Regions from separate parts of the Homo sapiens genome. Here region 1 is linked to region 2. Evidence: read pairs that join two places in POLR2A ChIA-PET (ENCODE). Cell type or tissue: HepG2. All regions are shown on one strand.

Region 1 (5,000 bases), 130 kb after region 2:
CTTTTCCTGTGCTGACAGAGAAGGGAGAAGAGGTCTCAGAGAGGCTCTTGGACCGAGTTCCTTTGTTCCTCCCTTCTAGGAGTGGTGCATTTTTACAATATCAACAGTCCTCACTCCCAGGCAAGATCTCTGTAATGCATCACACAGATGAATCCTTCTGTATCTCAAAGTTCACACACAGTATGAACTTAACAGCCAACAGGGAGCTTGTTTTTATGCTAATGGAATGGCAAAGGGAAAGTTCTTCCCAAATGAAAGAGCTTTGATGTCCTGTATTTCTATATGTGTGTGTATGTGTGTACACATATATATATACACACAAATATATATATATATATATATATACACACACACACACACACACATATATTTCCTCCAAAAAAGAAATGGCTGGTCCGGAGCTGAATCTCTTTCCTCCTCAAACCCCTACTTGGAAGCAGGCATTCCTCCCATCGTGAAAGGGCTCACATACAGCACAACTTGGTTTCTGAAAGCTTGGCCTTTGGAGCTAGAAAGATTTGTTTCAGTCATTGTCTGGATGTGGAGAAGAACCTGACTCTTAGAGGCAGCTTTCTCTGACCCCATCGCTGCCTGGGATCCCAACATCTAGGAAGAGGTTTAAAAGAGAAACTGTCCAACCCCAAACCAAGGGCAACACAAACCAGCCTGGCTTCTTCACTCACAGCTTGAGCAAGCTGCTTGTCTCGGTGATTATTTGGACACATGCTACGAAGCACAGAGACATACGCTTACCTTTTGTTTTCAGGGATTAAAGAGAAGATTTTAAAAATCTGAAGCCAAAAAGACACAGAGCAACAGAAGCAGCTGTACAAAACACACCCTCAGAAGGGAACAACTTCAGAAGAGAGAACGAGCAGGACCCTCAACTTTGTCCTGAGCCCTTCATTGGAAAGCTTATCCATCTTCATTTTTCCTAAAACTGGGATTTGTAACTAAAACCATTTCCTAAATGCTACTATGGACATTGTAGTACCAGGCACAAACTAGGGTAGATGTGTCATTTTCAAGGACAGTTTAACTGGGTGCATTGTATTTAGGTCAAGTGACTTAAAATGCTAGGTTGGACAACTTAGGTGAACTCTTTATTGGCACAATGTAATGCATATTTTGCACAGCCAAGTCAATCTTGCATTCTTGTTAGAAGGTGTGAATTGGTATTTTCAATCAGTGGCAGCTGACTATAGTATCAAGAGCCCAGGAGTTCAAATCTGCTTCTGTCATCTACCCACCAAAGGACCTCAGGCTGATTAAACCCTTCTAGACTCATGTCCCCACCTCTAAACAAACAATAGTAATGGCACCTCCCTGGTAGGTTTGCTGTAAAGATTAAATGAGATGTTGCCGCAAAACAATGAGCCACAGTAGGCATTCTCTTTGCCCTTGGATTTGTTTTTCCACAATACAATTCTATGTACCTTAGAAAAATCAAATGATGATCTGGTTACTTATTGACCTAATTGAAGGGATGCCTATAAGGTTATTGAAATTTATGTGTTTTTGTTTGTTTGTTTTATTGGCCTTTTAGTTAGAAATAAGGATTGAGGAAAGAAAAAAGGGGGAAGAGAGGGATGGAAGGAGAGAGGGAAAAGGAAGAGAAAAAGGAAGGAAGGGAGGGAGGGAAGGGAGGGGAGAGAAAGGAAGGAAGAAGGAAGAAAGGAAGGAAGAAAAGGAAGGAGGGAAGGAAGGAAGAGAAGGAAGAAGAGAAGGAAGGAGGGAAGGAAGGAAGAGAAGGAAGAAGAGAAGGAAGGAGGGAAGGAGGGAAGGAAGGAAGAGAAGGAAGAAGAGAAGGAAGGAGGGAAGGAAGGAAGGAAGGGAGGGAGGGAGGGAAGGAACTGAGCCTATTTTAACCAAACACAGAGAACTTAGAATGGAGCTAACCTTATCTCTTCCACATCTGTATATGAAAATCTGAAAGAAAAAATGTCCTCCCGTGTTTTTTTGCTGCTTTATCAGAGGTGCTTGCAAGCCTCCGCCTGGGCAGGCTGTGGCCTGTTGCACCTGTTTGTGAAGACCTTCCTTTTCTTGAAACAATACACTGAATAAATACCCCTGGAGTTCGAAATCTGGCAAAGCAACTGAGAAGGGGTGGGGGTGGCGGTGCAAAAACTATGAGAAGAAAGGCATTACACACAGTAAGAGCTTGCTCAGTCAATATTTGTTGAATGAATGAATTCTAGCTTCCGATTATACCTTTGAGCTTTAATGTCTCTTGGCTGCAGAACTGATCCCCCGTTTCAGCTTTCTGTGTTCATGCTGCCATTGCATAGACTAGAACGGCCATTTCATGTCACCTGTTTTACAAGATGTAGAGCACATTCTCAGACCACCTGCATCACAGTCATCTGCTAAAAAGGCATATTCCAGGCCTTTCCAAATGCCAAAGACCAGGGATTCTGAAGATCCATAATCCAGTATGTGACTGGCCCCAAACTGGCTTCTTTAGGTGAGGGGAGAGAGGGGAAGCGTCTGGCTTCTACAGAGGGAGAAGGGAGAGTTGACCCGGAGCCCCAGCCAGCCTGCACCCCGGGGGTGGAGGAGAGTTGGGGGGCAGGGGCACTAACATTATTCTTTTTTTTTTTTGAGACGGAGTTTTGCTCTTGTTGCCCAGGCTGGAGTGCAATGGTGCGATCTCAGCTCACCGCAACCTCTGCCTCCCAGGTTCAAGCAATTCTCCTGCCTCAGCCTCCTGAGTAGCTGGGATTACAGGCACGTGCCACTACACCCAGCTAATTTTGTATTTTTAGTAGAGACAGGGTTTCTCCATGTTGGTCAGGCTGGTCTCGAACTCCTGACCTCAGGTCATCCACCCATCTCGGTCTCCCAAAGTACTGAGATTACAGGTGTGAGCCACTGCACCCAGCCTAACATCATTCTCTTTCAACCTGAGGGTCTAAGAGACACTGTTAAAGAAGCTTCAAATAAAGGCTTGTTATTTAAACTTATAAAACAGCCCCCTAAGAGACCAAAATAGCAATAGCCTAAGCACTATATTAGCAGGAGGGAGGAGGGAACAAATCTTCGTTTCTCATGGGAGAAATCTACCGATAATGCCAAAAATGGGTATTTTTGAAGCGGTACACGTACATTACTTAGCAACCTGGGGTGGATTGCCAGCAGAACTAAAAGCAGAAATAGTTACAAGATTTAATTTAAAATGGTGATTTCTGTGAAGCTAGCCTGGGGTGGGGTGGCCAGGGCAGGGAACTCTTGTTTTCCACAAGAAAATATTTCTATACGGGTTGATTTTTTTCCCAGCCATGTCTAAATCACAAAAGAAAGTTAGACTTTGTATTCGAAAAGCATTTGGGCTGGTTGAGTCAGTCTCTGGGGTTGGGGATGGTGGCCCATGAAGGTGACTCCAAAAGCTCCCAAATGAGTCTCTGAGCTGCTGCTGAACCTGGGACCAGGTAACTTTGTGAAGTGAATGAACCAATGAATAAATAATGAAAGAAGAATCAGAGAAGTCAACACTGGCTGTTTGATATGCACACGGATATGCCAGTCTTGCCCAGGGACCCAAATCCAACCTAAATTGAAAGGCAAAACTGAATATAGCTTCACCTCAAGGCGCCTCTTCCTCTCCTGCACCCCTTTTTTTTAACCTATTCTAATTTCACAATTAGGAAATAATACAAGTATTGAAAGTTACATCATACATAAACCATTTCCCCAAATGTCCTTGGCTGGTGCCATCACCCAGGAACTCCCAGGGTGGCTGGTGATCACAGAAGACTCCATTTAGACCACTCAGCAGGGTACGCCAAGGACAGTCCTCTCAACCTGCAGAACTTTCTGGTTTAAAACAAAAAACAAAACAAAAAACCACTGCTTTTAAGACTTAAATCAAGGTCTTCAACAGAAAAGCCAGAGACAAACAAAAACAAACAAACTGATTCTGTTTTCCACCAAGCTCAAAGAGCCTTTGCCAAAGTAAATCAAAGCACTCCAGCAGCCAGCTTATTAGGTTTAATCATCAACTGTGCTTATCAGATCCTTCATTTGTAAGTCCCTTGAAGAAAAAAAGTGCAAAATGATTCCTTTTGTGCTTTGGAGATTGATATCAAAGCAGGCCTTGAGGTCAACTACAGAGGTGCTTTAAGTGGAAATTATAAGCAGGAAACAAAATGCACTCATTCAATTTCTTCAAGTTGAGTGGAGACCTCCTGGATGCCACGTGTCAGCTTTACCTGCTAGAAACACACGCTCACCTCGCTGTCCAAGACCCTGGAAAGGGGAACCCCTTGAATTGATTGGATTTTGCTCCCCTTGGCCAATTCTTCACTATGGTTTAGAGATTTGTGGTCTTCCAGTGGCATTCTACTCAATCAAGGTGACCAGCCATCTGTTGAACTGTCTTTTCCAACCTGATATACCCAAGTGTTGTGGTTCCAATTTCAATATTCCCTCCTAGGGAGAGCAAATGAGAAGATCTATGGGTGAATAATACAAGAATATGGTAAATGGTTGACAATATTACCCACGAACCTGCATTAAGTCAGGTTGGTTCGCTGGCACCCTGAAGCCAGCCATAGCATAGTATTTGATTCAAAATCCAAACACACAGCAGCCAAAGAGGAAAGCAAAGGGCAAATTAAGCCACCACTGAAGGTGCCGGGACAGGCCAGAGGAAGATTCCATCCCACACCCAGCTCAACTTCTTCCCACCTTTCTTCTTTGTCTGTCTGCATCTGACATTTCAGTTCTCATAATCTTCTCTCCAAACAAATTCTGCCACGTTCTCCCGGGACACCCTCTTGCTTTCTCTCTCCCTCTTGATGCAACAGTAGTTCTCAAACCTTCCCATGGAAAATCCCACCAGTTTCTTCCTTCCTGGGACCCTCTCTCCTTTCCTTTCCCTATACCAAAAGATCAAGACCAAGCTGGGATTACAGAAAGCGGGAACCCTGAGAGTGGAGTAGGAAACAGAGACTGAGGTTATTGGTGCACAAAATATGTGGTCCCTGGAACACTATTAATAT
Region 2 (5,000 bases):
CCACTTGCTATAATAGGTTGTGATTGTCTGATGTATTAAACTGAACTTTAAAAAGTCATTTCTATTTCGCTACACAGCAGTGGGGCAGCGCAGAAACAAGGAAATTATATCTTCTGCTTCGACTGTTTTTCATTTTTACTTTGTGTTTCTAGATTCTCAAACTTCCATCACTCTAACAGATTCTCAAATTAGAGGAGAAAACAATCTTACTTTACATAAAAACACCAAATTGATCCTTTATGGATGCAGTGTGGTCAATGACAGCATTTGTTTTCCCAGCATAGATTGTGCTGATGCATTGTGTATGTGGCCTGGTCTGTAGCCTGTGTGATTGACAGATGATTGAGAGACAGAGAGAGAGAGAGATTGTCAGGAGGCTTAATGATCCTCACAACACAACTGGGGTAGGTGCTGTGGCCCCCACATTACAGCCGAGGCCCAGAGAGAGTCAGTAGCTCACCCAAGGTCACACAGCTTGTGAACAGCAGAGCCATAATTTGATCAATGCTGCTAGGCTGCCTGTCAAAATACACCCAAAACAAAACTTACTTTTTGTATAGCATGAGCTTTTAATTCTATGGGTTGCTGTTGCATTGAATTATGCCCTAGTGTAACACAAACTAAAATATCCAGTTGCAAAATTAAATAATAAATAAATAATGGGTCTGCGTGCTGTTTATCAGTCCAAATGTGGCTGCATTTTTTGGCCAACTATGTCTTTTAAGATTACATCCTAACATTAAGTTTTTGTTGGTTTCTAATCCCAGCTTTGGCAGTTTTGGACAAAAGCTATGGGCATAATATCCTCTTGGCCCTCCAGGCAGGGGCGCTGCAGATTCTGGGCTGGGGGTCAGTGGGGGCAGCTTACAAAATGTTTTTCTGTGAGGGCCTCGGCTGAAATAGAGGGGAACACTGCTGAGCTCTGGCCTCTGTGTCTGTATCTTGACTGACTTTTTAAATTTTTTTTTCTGAAATTTCTGTGTGGCCTGACAAGTCCGAGACTACCACAAAGTGGCCACAAAATTTGTTTAAATGTTGTCTGTCAAGTTGGAAATTTTATTTTAAAATTCATGGTGCAATGGCATTATAATAAACCTTATTTTTCCTTCTGCAGTCTGTTTCTGGATGCTGGCAGTCATTCAGAAACATTTGCTGAGCACCTCGTACCTGCTGAATGAACCCACGTGAAGGGGAGCCAGGAGTGCGGATCATTAAAAAGCCTGTACTTTCTCAGTCCCCATTTGACACCACAGAGAGAAAATGCATGCTCCTGATTTGGGTAGATCTAGAATGTTCTTATGAATATGGTAGGTGGAGCAAGGGATCCAGGTTCTTATGATACATGATAAGAAAGGCCCTAGCTTGGTCAGACACAAATAAAAGCCAAGCTTTTCATCTAAACTCCCTTGCACCATCACCCCCTTACCAACCAGTACAGAGAGCTTAACATCTCTATACCAGATAGTGAATGTTTCTAATAAGAATGGCAAATTCTTATTGTGAGAGAGATAAGGGCATTCAAGTGTTAATTCAAGAGAAATATGTATATGGTTCTTTAAATGATTTATTTACTAACAGCATTAAGTATGGTGTAAAGGAATTTACATACCCTAATTCTCGTCTATATATTTTTTTGGATTTTAAAATGACAACTTGTCTAAGTTCGCATTAGTATTAAGCCCTAACATGAGACAGTATTTATAGCATAAGATTTTTGCCACCTATTTTTAATTGTAGCGCTGTTTTATCAATAAGATCAATTAAAGAGTTGAACATTTGAAAAGAAGAAACATGAAAATGAATTTCTAACTGTACGGTATTGAATACATGAAAGTTCTCTTAAACTTAGTCCAGAGTCTCAATAAACATGGTAAGTATGTAATAATTCACATTTACAACCGCCATAAAAACTCTATCAACCAAATTATTTTATGACGTCAAAATTATCTGAAAAAAATTGAGGAACTAAAATTTTTAAAAATAGGTTCTCAGTTAGAGCTGTCTATTAAAAGGATAAATTTTAAACTCTCCGGAGCTGGCCTTCCTGGTTCCAGGAGCAGCCTGTTGGCCTTCTCTCGCAAAGCTCAGTTCCTTTCCTCCATTCCAGAAGACCCTCAAGCCTGTCCCATGCACCTGGTTTTACATTTTTAAATGTTAAAAGGAAGACCACCGTGAAAGATTGGCATGTTAATAGTAGGCTAAGGCGACAGGTGCTGGGGCTCCGGCTTAGAGATCCCCACAGATTCCATGCTCCCAGGGCTGGCTGCAGCCATCTGCCCCCACCCACCCCCACCCGGCCCAGCCCTCCCCTCCTGGAGGTGGAATCGTGGCTTGCACAATCCCCTCTGGGCCCCTGGGGGAGGCGCACCATATTGATTTTTTGGACTTCGTTTCTGTGTGTCTCACCAGTCTTTGCCCGGCACAGTGACTCACTGGCGTCCCTTTCAGGACTTTCTCCCGCCTGATAACATCTAAATGACTCATGCCTACACCACCTGGAGAGCTCAGGGAAGGCACGGTTTGTTCAGGCCACCCTCACTCCAAGGGCCAGCCCTTTTTTGGAATAGAAACTAAAAGTTGGTAGCTTCCATTTGTAGTTCCATCTAACAGAAGAGCCGACCCACTCACATTAGCTGGCTCACGACTAAGGCAACCAATGCCTCCCAGAACATAGACTCAACTGGCAACCCCGGCACTGAAGGTCAAGGTGAGTCAAAGACACTCATGCAGAAGGGTGGATGCTCTTCCAAGTGTGACTGGCTGGCCTGCACGGCTCACTGCCTCCCCTCCTCCCGTCAAGATGCAGCTTCAGTTTAAACCACCTTCGTTCCATTCATCAAAGAGGAATATTTACTGTTATTGTAATGACTCTTCTCACAGTACACAAGGCTACACCTGAAACACACAGGCCTTTCAGAAAGCACAAAGGAGCATTGTGCAAGCCCCTGCCCAGTGAGATGGATGGGGGCGTAGACACGCCAGTTAACAGCCGGGCTTTGCAGGCCAGCAAGACTTATCTGTGGCCGCACCATGGCCACTGAGCTTGTACCTTTCTTCTTTTAAAAATTGCTCCTTCATTATAAGCAGAGTTAAATACCTGCACATGTGATTTGTGTTGAAATAATAAAGCAACAAACACACATCAAGCTGAGGAGAGAATCTTGGCTAAGGTAGGAAGTCGTGGGTCTGGTCTCAGTCTGTGCTGCTGACCAACTGTAAGAACTCAGAACTCACTGTCCACTCAGGACCACAGTGTCTCATCTGAAAGGACGAGGAGACTGGAACACACCAGAGCCATGGTTCTCAATGTGTGGTCCAGAGGCCCTCGGGGGTCCCTGAGCCTCTTTCTGGGGATCTGTGAGGTCAAAACTACTTTCACAAGTATGGTTTGCCTTTTTCACTCTCACTCTCTCATGCTTGAACAATGGAATCTTCTAAAGGCTTCCTGACACGTGATGCTACAATGGATGGAATCCAGAGGTGGATAGGAGAAGCCAGCTGCCTTCTATTAAACCAGAAATGAAGAACATTTGCAGAAATGTACAACAATGCCATGCTTCCCATTAATTATTTTGTTCTTGCTTTAGAATATGTCACTTTTCATTGAAAAATGTTACTCATGATTTTATGTAAAAGGTTTATTGTTGTTACTTTTAAATACATATTTTAAGTGTTTTTTAGTTTTGATTTCTAATATGGCAAAAATTGGTAAAATCACATACACAAGGGCTTTTGGGGATCCTCAAAACTTTTTAAGAGTGTAAAGGGATCCAGAGACCAAAAGTTTGATAACCACTAACCAAAAACTTTGACAACCATCATCTTGAAGGGTCCTTGGACTTTCTGGAATTTGGATCTCCCTTGCCTTGTTCAGTTTTCTCTCTTTTTAGCCATCTCGTACTTACTGCCATTTCAGTTCCTATGTACCTGACTTATTAATTATGCTTATTGTTTACCATGTGTGTTCCCCTCCCATATAAACTCCATGAGGACTGAGATATTTGTCCATGATGTTCATCAGTGCATCCCAGGCTGCCTAGAACTGGGCCTGGCCCTTAGCAGGCACTTGTTTTTGGATGGGAGGGAGGAGAAGGGAGGGGAGAGGGCAAGTTCTTTCAGTGTCTGTATAATGGACAGAGCAAGGTGTACCACCTCGGTGTGATAGAAGAGATGGAGACAGGAGAAAGGAAGCTCTGCACAGGATCACGTGGTAGGTGGCAAAGTCAGGGCTCCATCACAGCTTCTGTTGTCACATGACTCTGTTATCTGACCCTTTAAGGCAGCCCCTTCTGCTCCAACAGAGCTTCAGGGTAACTGAGTGCCCCGCAATTGGTGTTAGCAGAGAATCTGTGTCCAGTTGATCCCTAAAAGTTTGAGGAACACTCATTCCCCAGTGCATAAGTTCCTGATAAATGACCTCATAAATAAATGACCTCCCTTTGTAGGAGGTTGGCTGGAAGGCTCAGATGCACATGGCTGCTGGAAGTGAGGTCCTCCCACAAGAGAACCAACACGTCCTTCAAGGGTCTCGGGGTCTGTGAACAGACATGGACATCAGGATTGGTTGAGGGGCTTCCAGGTTCAATCCTGGTGGCACAGGTGAGGCCCATTCACCAGACCAGAGTGTCGCCAGCCATCCATAGCAGGTGTGCTCTTTGTGGCTGCCTATGGCTTTTAGTCCTGAAAAGCTCAGGTTTAAGTAGCCAGGAGCACAACCCAGGCCTTGCTGCTGCTTCTGGACATCTCTGGGAGTGAAAAGGGAGTTCTATGCTCAGCCACCTGAGTTTGTGGAGCTCGTTTCAATCTCAGTCTCTCCCATCAGCCTCCTGGTGACTCCTCTAAGAGGTCTCAGTGCTTCCTTCACCCTCAATACTCAAGGCCTTGGCGAAAGGGAATTCTTCTGAGACCTGAAGTGTAGAATCACGAGGGAGAAACAGTCAAGCAAAATTGACCGTTATCGCCCAGGAGATAAGACCCAGGAGTCAGTTCAGAGAACGCAG

Evidence for each region. ChIA-PET counts read pairs that join two places held together with the same protein. Peaks named below come from ENCODE experiments on the same cell type or tissue, not always from the same donor. Only the 100,000 strongest peaks of a DNase experiment are listed, where the experiment ranks them.
Region 1: POLR2A ChIA-PET joins it to region 2 with 11 read pairs; 5 of 35 experiments call an interaction of 5 or more read pairs at or near these places.

Annotation. Positions count from the first base shown.
Region 1 is chr21:38,915,089-38,920,088 of GRCh38, forward strand. The region is part of intron 2 of ETS2-AS1 (ETS2 antisense RNA 1); the gene reads right to left. Among named protein-coding and RNA genes, the nearest start is that of ETS2-AS1, 21 kb to the right of the region's middle. RefSeq lists an enhancer at 1-333. In HepG2, no CTCF peak of the experiment used is centred here; DNase peaks (open chromatin) are centred at 1,313, 2,203 and 4,003.
Region 2 is chr21:38,785,243-38,790,242 of GRCh38, forward strand. It overlaps LOC107985480 (a long non-coding RNA gene), which reads left to right. Exons shown (of 3, transcript XR_001755102.2): 2 at 1,115-1,307; 3 at 2,410-3,896. Among named protein-coding and RNA genes, the nearest start is that of LINC00114, 14 kb to the left of the region's middle. RefSeq lists enhancers at 1,895-3,094, 2,809-2,898. In HepG2, no CTCF peak of the experiment used is centred here; DNase peaks (open chromatin) are centred at 2,449, 2,919 and 3,439; H3K4me3 peaks cover 758 bases.